2 separate regions of the Homo sapiens genome follow, and region 1 is linked to region 2. The links are chromatin loops, found by intact Hi-C in ENCODE. Cell type or tissue: A673. All regions are shown on one strand. Links, peaks and the distances in the headings refer to the core of each region. The heading gives the core; the rest is flanking DNA.

Evidence for each region. Peaks named below come from ENCODE experiments on the same cell type or tissue, not always from the same donor. Only the 100,000 strongest peaks of a DNase experiment are listed, where the experiment ranks them.
Region 1: a loop joins it to region 2, with 5 times the contacts of the local background. A loop is called at or near these places in 10 of 110 quality-filtered maps.

What each region holds. Positions count from the first base shown.
Region 1 is chr15:48,348,483-48,357,216 of GRCh38, reverse strand. No RefSeq gene overlaps it. Among named protein-coding and RNA genes, the nearest start is that of DUT-AS1, 21 kb to the right of the region's middle. In A673, for the core only: a CTCF peak has its summit at 4,549 (motif pointing right); a DNase peak (open chromatin) is centred at 4,596.
Region 2 is chr15:49,418,017-49,426,016 of GRCh38, reverse strand. The region is part of intron 11 of FAM227B (family with sequence similarity 227 member B); the gene reads left to right. FGF7 (fibroblast growth factor 7) reads right to left here and starts at 2,775. Exons shown (of 4, transcript NM_002009.4): 1 at 2,577-2,775; 2 at 1,434-1,985. The coding sequence starts at 1,719. In A673, for the core only: CTCF peaks have their summits at 3,709 and 3,914 (motif pointing right); a DNase peak (open chromatin) is centred at 3,926.

The sequences.
Region 1 (8,734 bases), core at 433-8,432, 1.1 Mb after region 2:
GTCTTCCAGTCTTCCAGAGTCACTCTTCATTTTAATAACAGCACACACACACACACACACACACACACACACACAGACACACACACTACTATATAAAACTCCCATCTGACTTCTATGGAAGAACTAGCATCCCTTCACCTCCAATCTTTTCAAGGATTCTCAGGAGCTCTGCTTATTCTTAATCTCGGCTGCGCATCAGGCTTCTCACTACTTTTTCTTCACCCATTTTGGCCCAGATGCAAACTCTTTTGCTTTTAGTCCCCCTCTAAAGTCCCACTGACACTAAAGGAGTGGATTTGACTGAAGTTTGGGTAATAAGAGGGGAGCTACCGTACAGATAGCTCGGAAAACAGATTAAAATGTAATCTGTGAAGTGATACAATGTCTGGGATTTGTTTCAAAATAATTCACTGGGGGTTGGGAGTGGGCAAGTAGGTAGGGATACGGAAGAAACAAAATCAGCTATGAGAGGATCATTGTTAAAGCTGAGTGATGATTACACGGGGTTCATTATACTTCTCATTCTGCTTTTGTATATGCTAGAAATTTCCATAATATAAATTTAGAAGAAGTGTCTTGGCACTCCTTGATGCAGGAAATTTCTCACTGGTCCTTTCTCTGATTAGCCTCCTACCATATTTTGGCGTTCCTGCCCCCTGCTAACCACCCCTGCCACCAACTCCTGAGTCCCTCACATCTCTCTGCCTCTCCTTCTCAGCCTGCCCAAACAAGCCCTTGAGCTCTGAGATCCTACTCTAACATTTGAGTAGCCCATCAGAATGGCTTGCTGACTCCCTAAAAATAAAGAGACCAGTTTTCACCCTAAGAGTAAATTCTGCCCCTAGGTTTACAATACCTCATTCAGGTAAAAGGAACACAACTAGAATAGCACCTGGTGTATATAGCACTTAAAAAATGTTAGCTCTCTTCCTTTTATTATTTGTATTCTAATTTAAGTTATGAAAATCAATTCTAAAATTTGGACACAGATAATTATATTAGAACAAAGCAGTTTAAAAGATGATACTCTGGCTGGGCGCGGTGGCTCACGCCTGTAATCCCAGCACTTGGGAGGCCGAGGCGGGTGGATCACTTGAGGCCAGGGATTTGAGACCAGTCTCGCCAACATGGTGAAACCCCGCCTCTACTAAAAATACAAAAATTAGCCAGGCATGGTGGCGGACACCTGTAATCTCAACTACTCAGGAGGCTGAGGCAGGAGAATCTCTTGAACCCAGGAAGCAGAAGTTGCAGTGAACCGAAATCGTGCCACTGCACTCCAGCCTGGGCAACAGAGCAAGACTCTGTCTCAAAAAAAAAAAAAAAAGGTGATACTCTATGCCTACGAAGTAAAATGTGGCAGGCAGATGATTATTTTGCCTTCTAAACAAGAGATGTTCAATATAGACACAAATAAAACTATCTTTAAGTAATAATATTAATACGTATTTTCTCTCCCAACCACACTACAGTAGCCAAAAGGCTAAGCAGTTCTCACAGCCCCTGCTCATCAGAGGTGACCTAGAAGGCTGAGGAATCTGAACTCCCAGATGAGCTGTACTGGGGGAGAGGGCGGTGCAGGGGGTGGAACCTAGCGTGAGTACCCAGCCTCTCTTCTACCTTCGTCAGCATCAACTGGCAACAGCTCCTTTCACTTCACTTTGTCTACTTTGGCCTAGAAAACACAGGCTTTGCTTAGTGCAGCTCTGAAGTCAGCTGAGGTTAATGTTCAAACCCCACAGAAGGTGTGCGTCTGAAGAAAGGAAGTGAAGTTTCGTAAGGGAAAGGATTTTTTGTTTCAAAATATGTGTGGGGAAATAATAAGAGAATTCATCTGGATAATTATGTTAACAATACAAGGTAGAAACTGCATGTTGTCCATATTTCACATTCCCAGGAGGGAGAACAGAGATTCAGAGATTTGGGGTGCGATAAAGTAGCCGTGGCTTTTGCAGCCTCATGCCAAACACATCTGAGCAAGGGACACAGAAAAGTGGATGTGTTACCGCTGGCCTGTGCCATTGTCCCCAAACACACATGAGACAATGTCAGCACTTACTTCTAGCTCTAAATTGAAAAAACACTTCCTCTCTTTCTGCGAGCACCATTTTCCCTCCCACTCACCCCTGGAGTCTGACACAGTTTCCATTCCAAGGAGACCGGGTAATGATTCCAAGGAGAAAGGGTAACATACTTCAGCAAAAGAGCTGGCGGACAGTGTGAGACGGGCGCAGGGATCAGTTTAGGCTGAAATGAATTAGGAAACATTTTTAACTTGCCCTTTGAAGTTTTTATTGCCTTATCATCAAACGACTTCTCTTCTTGGGCTGTATATTGATTTTTCTGACTATGAAAAAGTGTTTCATCTCTTCTATGATAATCAAACAGTCTCAGTCAACAGCACCTTCTTTTTTCTAAACCATATTATTTCACTATTACACAATTATCCTACACTCCTCATCTGACAGGAACCTCATACAGCATTAGTCTTTTTCTAATATTATTTTCCCTAACATCCTCATTCCAAACATTTCCATTTCAAACATGTAGCTGCAGGGCATTATATCATTATTTGCCTTTGCTCTCATCGAAGTATATTTTATGAGAGCTTCCTGTCATTTATCCTGATCTATGCTACTATTTGTCAAAGCATCACCTCTGCTTCTCTGTCTGCTTCTCTAAGATGCCAGAAAAAAAAAAAATTTCTTCTCAACTAAAAGTTAAGCCATTATAAATCCCACAGGGATTTTAAAATGGGCACACTTGGGATTTTATTTTATTCTAAGTAGAATGTTCTTTCTGATACTCAAAGTGAATGACCTTGTAGAAAAGTATTTTGTCGTATTTCCTCTCTAGCCCATGGCACATTAGAAAATAGTCACAAAGAGTTACTATCCTATGTATTGAACAATGTGTGATTCGAAGGCCAAACTCATATTTGGTTCAGACCTCAGTAGAAATTTGGGCTAATGCCTTTCATGGATGGGGAAAGGGTTTTAGACCCAGGCCAGGAACCCTGGAGTTTAGTCCTACAACTGCTATGGCTGGTTGGTGTCCTGACACCAAATACTTCTTAGTTTCCCTTTGTCTCAGGTAGTTCATTTGTAAAGATTCACTCACAATTGCAGTTCTGCAGTTTTTCAGTGTCATTCCTACCCATCTTTCTTTCTTTCTTTCTTTTTTGAGACGGAGTCTCACTCTGTCGCCAGGGTGGAGTGCAGTGGCGTGATCTTGGCTCACTGCAAGCTCCGACTCCCTGGTTCAAGCGATTCTCCTGCCTCAGCCTCCTAAGTAGCTGGGATTACAGGCATGCGCCACCACGCTCAGCTAATTTTTATATTTTTAGTAGAGACGGGGTTTCGCCATGTTGGCCAGGATGGTCTCGATCTCCTGACCTTGTGATCCACCCGCCTCTGCCTCCCAAAGTGCTGGGATTACAGGCGTGAGTCACTGCACCTGGCTTCCATCTTTCTTTCTTTTCTTTTCTTTTTTTTCTTTTTTTTTTTTTTTTTTGAGACAGAGTCTCACTTTGTTGCCCAGGCTGGAGTGCAGTGGCATGATTATGCCGCATTGTAAAACAGCCTCGTTGCCTGGGGTAATTACCAAAGGTCTGCATCCTCAACTTCCTGGGCTTAAGTGATCTTCCCATCTCTCAGCCTCCCGAGTAGCTGGGACTACAAGTGTGAGCCATCATGCCTGGCTAATTTTTTTAGAGACTAGGTTTCGCTATGTTGCTTAGGCTGGTCTTGAACTCCTGGGCACAAGCAATTTGCCCACCTCAGTCTCCCGAGGTGCTTTGATTACAGATGTGAGCCACCACGCTCGGTCTCCACCCACCTTTCTTTTGCCATCCTCTGTGCTCATTACCTGGCTTCTTAACCTCATTGTCAGACATTTGATTAATATCAGTATTGCTGAAGCTCAGCTCTAGTGATATTATTCTTAGTCCAAAACTCTTCTGTGACTGGCCATTGCCTCCTTGACGTTTAGGACCCTCTAGAGCAGATCTGCAACCTACCATTCCAGAAGAGTTACCAACAATTCCCTACATGTCCTTTATACTCCAGTCCATTGGAACTTTGGTTTTGCCATTTCTTGAATATACCTCATGCCCTCTTTGTATTTTCATGCACATCATATATGTCACACTACCTATATTTGCACAGATGCCTATATTTGTCTTATTTCCCCTGCTACAGATGGTAACCTTCCTAAGGATAACTACTACCATTTATTGACTAAATACTTTTGCCATGGACTGTGTAAGATACTTTACACCTATCATCTCTAGGTCTTCTAATAATGTAAGGTGGATATTATTAACTTTATTTTTCAGATGGAAAGGCAGACTCAAGAGGTTAGATGATGTCCTTAAGGTCACACAGCTAGCATGTCACAGCTTATGTCTTGGTTGTTTCACCTACATCATCTAGAAAAACACTAAATTGGATAAACAATAATGCTGACACTTGCCTGGCACATAGATGCTAGGCAAACACAAGTATGCATGAATGATGGTGATTCTATCCCTTAAATACAGCTAGCTCACCTTAGATAACTGCCACCAGGTGGCAGTAATTTGCCACGGCTGTACAGTCTGGTCTTATTCAAGATTCGTAAAACGGGAGAGGGGGAGAAGACTACCGAGATTATCCGACCGACTCTCTTTATTTTATGATAAAAATTGAGGATCTGGAAGTTTACTTTATTTATTGAAGATATTTTAGTTAGTAAAAGAACAGAGCTTAAACTCAGATGTAAAACTCCCAAAGTTACTATTTTTTTCATTAGATCAGGCTCATTTTTTACTTCAAAATTTGTAATTTATAATGTTCCCATATATTTTCAATATTAAAAGTATTTGTTAAAGCAGTAAATGCAATACAAATTTAACAAAAGTATTTTATAATAAAATTTTAATCGTTTCTTAGTCAAGTAATATAGTTTTCATGTTTAAAAAATGTTAAAATAGGCTGGGCGCAGTGGCTCATGCCTGTAATTAATCCCAGCACTTTGGGAGGCTGAGATGGGCAGACCATGAGGTCAGGAGTTCAAGACCAGCCTGGCCAACATGATGAAACCCTGTCTCTCTAAAAATACAAAAAAAATTAGCTGGGCATAGTGGCGCACACCTATAATCCCAGCTACTCAGGAGGCTGAGGCAGGAGAATTGCTTGAACCCAAGAGGCAGAGGTTGCAGTGAGCCGAGATCGCACCATTGCACTCCAGCTCTGGGCGACAGAGCAAGACTCCGTATCAGAAAAAAAAAAAAAAAAAAAAAAAGTTAAAATATAGATCATGCAAAAAGGAAAAAATTACCTACAATTCCAACAGCCAAAGATATCATCATTTTGATATATATTCTCCTAGAAGTTTCTTTACTCATAGGTAAACCCATTTTGAAAACATATGATCAAACCTAGACATAATTTGGTAATTTGGTAATCTTTTTTTTTTTTGAGACGGAGTCTCACTGTCGCCCAGGCTGGAGTGCCAGTGGCACGATCTCGGCTCACTGCAAGCTCCGCTTCCCGGGTTCACGCCATTCTCCTGCCTCAGTCTCCCGAGTAGCTGGGACTACAGGTGCCCACTACCACACTGGCTAATTTTTTGTATCTTTAGTAGAGACAGGGTTTCACCGTGTTAGCCAGGACGGTCTCAATCTCCTGACCTCGTGATCTGCCTGCCTTGGCCTCCCAAAGTGCTGGGATTGCAGGCGTGAGACACCGCGCCCGGCCGGTAGTTTGTTAATCTTAACTCTTCTCTCTAATCTTGCTCTCGTAGTTATTAGACTTTTTCTTTATGAGATATCCTCTTTATGAGATATCCTGGATCTTTTAGAATCTTCCCAACTTAAATGTGTTTAGTTGCCATGAAAGACTTTTTAATATTTTTTAATCATATGCTTCTTGAGATAATTCTTCCAGTGAAAATTTGTTTCAGTTATAATTTCTTTTCCATTTTTTCATTCCCTTTTCAGTAAGAAAAAGAGCAACATCAAAACATTGCTTACATACCCATCTCCAGTGGAGAAGCATCTTTTCACAAAAGGCATTTTATCTTCCCTTTTGAGAAGTTACTCCTCCCCATTTCAGCTCTCTTCTTAGGATGATAATACTAGATGGTATTTCTCAGCTAAAAGGACCAGGTCAGCCTGGCATGGTGGCTCACACCTGTAATCCTAGCACTCTGGGAGGCCGAGGCGGGTGGATCACCTGAGGTCAGGAGTTCAAGACCAGCCTAGCCAACATGGTGAAACTCAGTCTCCATTAAAAATACAAAAATTAGCTGGGCATGGTGGCGGGTGCCTGTAATTCTCCAGGAGAATCATGTGAACCCAGGAGGCCGAGGTTGCAGTGAGCCGAGATCACACCACTGCACTCCAGCCTGGGCGACAGAGTGAGACTCTGTCTCAAATAAATAAATAAACAAATAAATAAATAAAAATAAAAGGACTAGGTCAGTTACCAATAAAACTATATATTTTACATTAATGAATGGAAGATGAAATGGTTTTAAATGCTTGATCAAGAATTATACTATTATCTTTACTAGAATGTTCACATGCTTGTTAGCATGGATTTTGTGTGTAAAGTTTTCTCTATGTCCGGAGATATTCTGTGAATCTATAAATATTACTGCTAATACAGTGGTCCCTCAGTATCCACTGGGGATTGGTTCCGGGAGATCTCTCTGCCCCCTGCAGATACCAAAATCCTAGAATGCTCAAGTACCTTATATAAAATTGTGTCATATTCATAGAACCTATGCATATCCTCCTGTATACTTTAAATCATTTCCAGATTACTTATAATACCCAATACAATGTAAATGCTATGCAAAAAGTTGTTATGCTGTATTGGTTAGGCAAGAATAACAAGAGGAAAAAAAGTCTGCACGTTTAGTACAGGCACACCACCTATTTCTTTTTTCAAATATTTTTGATCCATGGTTGGTTGAATTCACAGACACAAAACCCGTAGATACAGAGGGCTGACCATCTTATAATTGAATTTTGGCCCATATGATTTTTAAATTTTTTTATTTTATTTGTCCATATGTTATTTGGGTACAGGTGGTATTTGGTTACATGAGTAAGTTCTTTAGTGGTGATTTGTGATATTTTGGTGCACCCATTACCCGAGCAGTATACGCTGCACCCTCTGTAGTGTAGAGTCTTTTATCCCTCTCCCTGCTCCCACTCTTCCCCCCGAGTCCCCAAAGTCCATTGTATCATTCTACTGCTTTTGCGTCCTCATAGCTTAGCTCCCACATATCAGTGAGAACATACGATGTTTGGTTTTCCATTCGTGAGTTACTTTTATCCTATGTAATCTGCAGTTCTGGTAACTGATAGGCGATCCCCACTACCTTAGGGTATGTAGTAGAAATAAACAGTAGGGAGAGAAAGGAAGCTGGATGGCATAGATAGTATGAACTATTGGTACCGTCCTACCAGGGAGCCCTGCTGGAGGTGAAGACGCAGGGGGAAAGAAGGGCAAGTAAGACATAGGTGGTCTGGGGACAGTCAACAGACAGTCAACACAAGGGGATTGGGGTAGGAGTTCTGCTGAGAATGCTTTCTATGTGACTACTTGGACTATTCAATACTCATTTAATTTTGCCAGTTATGTTCAAGGCCCATTAACCCCAATCTCTCATGTACTCGCTTCACAACACTCCAGGTGTCTGCATATCTTGGCCCTCCAGCCTACCCTATTCTTCCATTGATAAAATATGAAAAGATGAAAAAGAAGTTGAGGTACCAATTTCCTGCAAGGTGGGATGGAAATGGCCAGGAAGTATAGTACTGTGAAGGGAAGGTGCTATGAAACTCAGATCTCAGGCCCTGGCCTCCTTGCCCAGCCAAGCCAACTGTTTAAATAATACTATGTTGCTTCCTCTGCAAATAGCCCCACTGAAGTCAATTAATTGATGGAGCATCAGATTCATCTTTAGAAGACTTCCTGTTATTTCTCTTCTGATGTACATATAGCACCAAGGACAGGAATGAACAGTGGGCATCATTAGTGAGTGAGGCAGACTGTCAAGAAAGAAGACAACTGCCTGATTTCTGCTGGGAAATTACTAAGACTGGCAAAATGGTTACTACTATTCAATTATTAGTTAATCTGAAAATCATAAGGTCTTCTCCTTGGCCATAAGTAAATAACTTTGGTTTCCTTTCTAGTGCAGAAGAACTTGCCTTTAGAAAAAGACACTTCCCTGGTCTCCCTTTGCCCCCAGCAGGAATCTAGCAAATGGGAATGCAAAGCTCAATGAGCTCAGGAACCAAGCCTCATTAGCATAAGGCTTCCACCTCCTAGAAAACCAGTTTATTTTCTTTTTTACTTCTTACTTATAACTGTAAAGGCCCATATTTAAAAAGAAAAGAAAAATCTCAATTTAATAATCTAATCCTCTACCTTAAGAAACTAGAAAATGAAAAGCAAACTAAAACTAAAGCAATGAGAAAGAAAATAATATAAATCAGAGTGGCAATAAATGAAGTAGAGAATATAAAAAGCAGAAAAATCAAAACCACTTTTGATTCTTGAAAATATCAATAAAAGTAATGAATCTTTATCTTGACTAACCAAGAATAAAAGAGAGAAGACTCAGATTACTAAAATCAGGAATGAAAGACGTACATTGCTATTGACCTTGTAGAAATAAAAAGGATTGGCAGGGTGGAGTAGCTCACGCTTGTAACCCCAGCACTTAGGGAGGCCAA
Region 2 (8,000 bases), core at 1-8,000:
TATTATATCCATGATATTATCCATGATAAATCTGAGCAACTTTTAAATAAATTAATTATAAGCCAAATTCTGTTGCTTATATAGAAGTAGATATCAAAAAAATTTTCTCCAAATAGTCATTTCCTTAGATAAACTTTAGTATAATAAGAATGATCTTCTAGAACTAACATGATACCTTTATTAATCTCAGTAATAATAATAAATAATAATAATAAAACCATAACTGTCCAGTCATTAAAATGGCCTTAACATTCTATATCAATTATGGTTAAAAAGAAGGTCTTCTCATTTTCATATTGGAAACATAATTCTCTGAAATTCCCATTGATTGGTTGATTAGTTCAGAACCCTAAAAGTCATTCAGTAAACAGGCAACAAAAGTTTGAGTAATTGCTGCAAGCCTGGCACTGTGATTTGCACATGTTTACACCAGTCTCCCCATGCATTCTTTTTCAAATGACTTTAAAACAATTAATATGAAATTATATATTAATAACAATGTTTTCTGAGTGCTAGTAATGTAAACAAAATTTATTTTTACTAAGTATTTTAAATCCTTAATGTACATGTTGAGGTGTGTATCTTATTCCATTACATTTAATACTATTGAAGTTGGTTATTCATCATAACCATTAAATGCAAAACACAACCCTGATATTTTAACATAAGAAGAATAACTGATTCTTGGGAAAAATGTAAGGCTTTAAATTGAAAAACATGGAATTACCATCTCTTCCAGCCCACTTTTTTCCCCTCACCTTTACATTTTTCTTAAGATAGCACAGAACTTTTATGACATAAAAGATTTAGTTAAGGAAAACGTTAGGAGAGATCTGTTTTTCTGCCTAAGTTGATAAGTCATCAACTTAATACAAGCTCATTATGACTCAAATGAATAAGGATACCACAGATTCCCTTCTATTTTATCATTATACACAATTGCAAAGGAATGCATATCTTAGCACAGATTAAGTATTTTAATTTACATCATGAAAATATTATTTCAAAGAAAATCAAATTAATAAAAATAATTTCCCTACTCTTTAAACTAGTGATAAATAGCTTTTAGTGATAATTTATGAAGTTCTAAATTAGATATCTTAATGAGTTTTGCTTAGACAATATTAAGTCACATTTTGGTGTGAATAATATTATTTACATTTTGCTTAACTTATGAGCATTTTCAGGACAAGGAGTATATATTTTCAAATTGGCTTGGATTATCAGGTCCAACTATAATGTAAGTAGATTTGCCCTGTTAAAAGAGATATTTTTAGGGGCATAGTTCAACATAGTTCAATTTAGAGAAATTAGGTGACATTTTATTTAATTTTTTTTCCAAGAAGCAAAAGGAAGATGAGAAAACATATCACCTGAAAATTGATCCATTAACAGATTGCTAAGGTTCATGAGCAGTACTTAAAATTACTTACTGTAATTATTCTTCATCTCTTGGGTCCCTTTTACTTTGCCTCTTTTATCGATCCTCAGGTACCACTGTGTTCGACAGAAGAGTCTTCTCACTCTTATATCCCCTCCTTCCATGTAATCATAACTTCTTGTGTGTCGCTCAGGGCTGGAACAGTTCACATTTGTAGCCATTTGCTCTGGAGTCATGTCATTGCAAGCTAAAGATATAGTACCCACTAGACAGATAATGTGAAAGCATGATCTGTAGAGCAAAGTTGGCAGGATCCATGTCAGTATCCATTTGTGCATTATAGTGTAGTGCTCCGGGTGTTCATGAATAACATAATGAAAATGAATCTTGAGTTGATTGTTACTCCTAGGTCATTGACCTCTTCCTATCTGTGAATTGTAGATTGATTTAAGAAAGAGTAGTTGCTCTTTCCAAATTGTTAGCCTTATCCTTTTAGTTCCTGATAACAACACAGGATTCCTCCTTAAATAACTCTGTTGATAAATCCTCATAAAAACAGTTCGTAGTAAGTTCAGTTGCTGTGACGCTGTTTGCTATTTGACTTCTGTTTGCAATGAGAGATTAAGAATAGGGAGGGGAGGAGAGAGGAAGATAAAAAATTGTATGTGTAAATTTTAGTGGGTAAGTAGTAGCATTAGAATACAGTATAGGTTATTCTTTGAAGATACATTTAAAACAGCCTTCACAGAGGATGTCAAAATCTTTACCACTTTATGTGTAGATTTATAAAATTTATGCATGAGTAGAGACAAAACAGAATATGACTGTACCATTCATTCCAATTGCTATTTTGTGAGAACCATACTGCACTCAGAACTATTGATTTAAATTAAGTTTTTACAATTACTGCTAACAAAGTGTAACTGCTTTCTCCCTAGACTTCTTTATTATATGCTTTTACATTTGTGGTTAATCAATTATTTTCTCCTGAACTGCCCAGGTTTTTTAAGTTAAATGTCAGGATTGCTCTGGAGAACTTCAACCTTATCTTTATGTTCTACAGCATAATTACTATAGTTACATGGCTCAAAAATCTTGTAACTTTACTTTCCTGCTCAGTACTAAAATCAGAAAAAGAGATAAACTTTTAGAAAACATTCAGCATTGTTTTAAAAGACAAATAACAGTAACTTACTTGTTTTGTTGCTAACAGCTGGATATATAAGAATTCCATGTCTGTTGTCTGCCTGGTGCAACTTGAGCCTTTCTACTGTAGCTACAAACTATTTCTCAGCTGAAAAGTTCTCCAGCAGAATCATAATTGTTTCCATAAATCAACAGGCAGAAGGATTTTCTCTCTGTGTGTGAGCGCGTGTGTGCTTGTGTGTGTGTGTGAGCCTTTTATTCAGGGCTTTTCGATAAATACCTTTGCTGACCTCATTGGAAGCAATTAAAACTTAGCCAGTGAGCTGTTAGTTGAATACAACAGCGAGAATAAAAGGAGGCTTGTATAGTATTCAATGGTCATGAGAGGGAGCTATGAACATGTTTTATGCTTAAATCTACAAGTGGGTACCTACTTTGTAGAAACAGATCTCTGGTTCTGAAGCAGTTAGAAGGGGAAAGGGAATTTTTTAAACCTTCTTTGCAATATAGCAGTTGTATTATACTTGGAAAATTATTCATTTGAACATATATATAGGGTTTTTTAATACTTAGAAAATCTTTTCCATAGCTTTATGATACATGCATTTCTTCAATTACTTCTTTGTGCTCAGAATGTTAGAACAAAACTGGTATGTGTTAACTAACATATGAGTGCCTTAAAGCACTGTGTAGATAAGTTGAATATTATCACATCATACAGAGACAATTCATTGAATATGAATATAAGTACAATTTTTATGTATTATATTCCTAGGCTGAAAGTGAGAAGATCTAGATTCTTATTTGTGTTGGACCACTAATGACCAGTATGACTTCGGGCAAGTTACCTGCTGTTCCAGAGTCTCAGCTGCTACATTTGTAAAATTGGTGTATTGGTCTAATGCCTCTATGGTGCTTTACAATTCTGTGATCTGTGACTTATACTCACTACTAATATAAGGAACAGGGCACCTACTTTTAAAAGCTGTTATTCTTTAAAAAGGAGGAAATGGTTTCACATTGATTATCAGTGTTTGATTTTTGCCTCAATAAGAATATTGGAACAATAAATGTTAATTTAGAGATGGAATTATAATATGTATTGCTAAGGTAAATAAGTGAAAGCTATTTTACTTTCCAGCATGAGTTCTCTCCTTTACTTCCTGTTCTGTTATACATGAAGTAGTGCTCAAGTGTTGTATTAGATTCTTGGTGTAGAATAATTGTGTTGTCTATCTAAATCAGTATTAAGAAAGTATATTAAAATTATCTTTTTCATGTTATATACTCCTCAAAACACACACGCGTGCACGCGCGCGCGCGCGCACACACACACACACACACTCTCTCTCTCTCTCTCTCTCTCTCTATGTGAAATGCACTACTTTACCACCAGGTGGTGCATGTAGACCAAATAGGAAAAGGAAATTAAATCTACTCAACTGGATTATAGTTTATGTGATTTCTCTTTGTATCTGTCCCTTTAGGGAACAGAATGAAGAGCACAGAATAGTTCAGATGTACCCAGTTACTCTTCATATGCCAAATGTTGAATGTTCCACATTTATTAAAGCAGAGGGGGACAGACTCTTTGATCATTGCATCTGTTGAAAGCTAGAAAGCTGAAAACATCCTATCATGTATTCTCTAAAAGGAGGAAGAGAAGGAGGAAAGAAAATATAATGTTATTGTGTTCTGAATCACACTCCGCTAGTTTGGGAGGTAACAATAATGAGCAGGCTCAGAATTCCTAGGACTTAGATATTGCTTCTAAAGAAATAAAAGTTATCAATAGTAAGTTTACAGTGTAAAGATATTCAAGAGCTACTAAATCCATTTGTTCCATACTGAACCTACAGTTTTTAAACCAAGAAATCAGTAAGTGAGAAGTCCACATTTGCTAACTAAGTGCTAAATACTTAAATGAAAGAAATGGATAGTTTGTTAGCAAAGAGTGCTTAGTGCCTCCTTAATATCTGCTACATAGGATTAACTGTAAAATGGGAAACAAAAGAATAAAATTGTGATCTATGAAAGTGCATTAGATGCTATTACACTCTGTAATTTGGAAATATGATCCAAGTAATATTAATGAACAGATTAATATCAACAAGGGAACTGTATCAATGGTTTAAATTCTTTGATTATCATTTTTATTGGAGAATTATTAATTCAGGATGGGCCCACAATTCATTAGGACCACAGCTATAATGGAGAACCAAACTTAGATTTCACTGTGCCCTTATTATGCTTATGCTTCTAAATGAATTCTCCAGGAACTAAGAATAACTTTAGGCAACTGTAGATGGGGTAACCCTCTGGATGTTTTAAGTTATACATTGGCAACCGTTTGTTGCTCTTGTTTTAATAGACCTATAGTGATAGATTAAGCACAGGAATACTTTGAACTATTGTCTTTTTTTTGTTATTTGTAGATTGAATTTTCTTTTTTAACACACCATTGCTGGCTTCAAAGAATTAACTGGCCCAGCATGGTGGCTCACGCCTGTAATCCCAGCACTTTGGGAGGCCGAGGCGGATGGATCACAAAGTCAGGAGATCGAGACCATCCTGGCTAACACAGTGAAACCCCGTCTCTACTAAAAATACAAAAAAATTAGCCGGGCATGGTAGCGGGCGCCTGTAGTCCCAGCTACTCGGGAGGCTGAGGCAGGAAAATGGTGTGAACCTGGGAAGCAGAGCTTGCAGTGAGCAGAGATCGCACAACTGCACTCCAGCCTAGGTGACAAAGCGAGACTCCATCTGAAAAAGAAAAACAAAACTTTGCCTCGTTCATAATCATGTATAATATAATCAGTAGAAGGGAACATAATTAAATATTTTCATTACTTTTCATTCTTACATCTTATTCTGTTCCATATCCTGTCAGTTTTCATTCTTCCCCAAAACATAGATAATTCTTTTTATTAGTTTCTTGTGTATCTTTTCAGAGTTTCGCTATGCTTGTACAGGCAAACTGGATACATATGTTTGTGTGTATATGTATATACACATACATATTATTTTTTACTTTTACCCTTTTTATACAAAAGGTAGCACGTCATATGCATTTTTTTGTATTTTTTTTTAACAGAAAAATCTTCCTATCTCATTATTTAGGAAGCTTCTCACATTTTTGTTTTTGTTATAGCTACAGGGTATTCCACCGAATGGGTATATCACAGTGTATTTGAGCAGCCTCCTATTGAGGAACATTTAATTTTCTTCAGTACTTTTCTATTACCAAAGAAATGCTGTAATGAATAAAGACAAAATATGTCATTTTATACTACGAAAATAAATCTATAGGATCAATTTCCAGAAGTAGACTGCCTGGGACAAAAGGTATTAAAAAAAAGATATTGCCAACTTATCCTCCACAGAGGTTGTGCTAGTTTTATAATCCCACCAGCAGTAGGTAAGAGTACTCATTTATTTCAAAAAATTTATTGTGAAAACATTTGGAGTTTTATTAGTCTGACAAGTGAAAATGCCATTAAATTGTAGTTATCCTTTGCATTTCTCTTCTTATGAGAGAAGGTAACCATCATGGACAAGTGCTACAAAGAAAAGATACATAGTGCCATGAGTATCTATAATAAGTGGCAATATGTAAGCTTTCCCTGCAAGAATTCCACTAAAGCTGCAACTTTACAGCATGAATGGGAGTTAACCAGGTGAAGAGGTACTATACAAAAATAAAAAATAAAAAAATAATAATAATAAAAAAACCTGTCCTTTTCACAGTGAAACACAGGTTTGGTCCCAGTAGAGAGAATGAGAAGGGACTGTGGTGCATGAAGAGGTTGGAGAGGCAGGCAGGATCTCCATGTGTTTTATTAAGGCATATGATCTGTATTCCAGGAGCAATAGGAAGCCATTATAATATGGTAAGCAGAAGAGTGACATGATCAGAATTTTACTCTGCCTCTGTTCTGGTCAAAACTTAATTCCTATTGGCAGAATGGGCTTATGAAATATTAAACTGTGTTCATTTATCCCATTTTTTTCTGTTCTTCATATTTTCAAAAAGATATTGGAAAGGAAAGGTTGAGGGAAAAAAGTCATAAATGCTTCCTGACTAGGGTAAAACATGAATCCCTTTCAAAAGGTCATGCCAAGCGCACTGAAAATAAAGGAAGCACTAGAGTGCATTTGAGAAGCAGCCCAGGGAAGCTATCACAGAGTCCCATGGACCTGGGAGCATAGAGAAAATTTATGGCCCCCATATTTGGGGAGCCATGCTTGTATATTTATCTGTACACAGCACCACCGCACATAGCAGAGGCAGCAATACTCCAGAGAATCAGGGCTGCCTCATGTGTCTGAACAAATAGGTCCATAAGGACCCCTCATAAACATTCCCATATTTTAAAATAATTCTGGAAGTAGGAGGGAGTTCAGAACTGTAGAAACTGTGTGAACAGAGTGAATGAATACCCCAGAAGAGGAATCAGGGTAGACGAATGACTCAACACCCAGATGCCTTAGCTTTGGCCATACATAAAACTCTTGAAATCTATCCCATCTTGAAACAGAAGAGGGAAACCCTAGAATAACTGAAGTTAAGTTTTTTACCAAACTGGAAGAGCAGAATTCTCAAAATTAAAGCTAGGTTGATTTATATTTATAAATATAAATTTATATGTTATTCTTTGCATATCTGAAATTGTGGTCCAACACATATTTCTTTTTTTTTCTTTTTTTGATCTTTTAGGTTCAGGGGTACATGTGCAGATTTGTTATACAGGTAAACTCATGTCACAAGGGTTCAGTGTACAGATTATCACCGAAGCACTAAGCATAGTACCTGATAGTTATATTTTCTCTTCCCTCCCTCCACCCTCAAGTGGACCCCAGTATCTGTTGTTCTCTGTTTGTGTCCATTTGTTCTCACTACTTAGCTCTATTTATAAGTGGGAGAATATGATATTTGATTTGCTGTTCCTGTGTTAGTTTGCTAAGGATAATGGCCTCCAGCTCCATCCACGTTCCTGCAAAGGACATGATGGCTGCAAAGTATTCCATAGTCTATATGTACCACATTTTCTTTATCCAGTCTACCATTGAGGGCATTTAGATTGATTCCATATCTTTGCTATTGTGAATAGTGCTGCAATGAACATACACATGCATGTGTCTTTATGGTAGAATGATTTATATTCCTTTGGGTACATACCCAGTAATAGGATTGCTGGGTCAAATGGCAATTGTGTCTTTAGTTCTTTGAGGAATTGCCACACTTCTTTCCATAATGGTTGAACTAATTTACACTCCTATCAGCAGTGTGTAAGTGTTCCCTTTTCTCTGCAAGCTTGCCAGCGTTTATTTTTTGACTTTTTAGTAATAGCCATTCTGACTGATCTGAGATAGTATCTCACTGTGTTTTTTATTTGCATTTCTCTAATGATTAGCAGTATTGAGCATTCTTTCATATGTTTTTTAGACACATGTATGTCTTTTCAAAATTGTT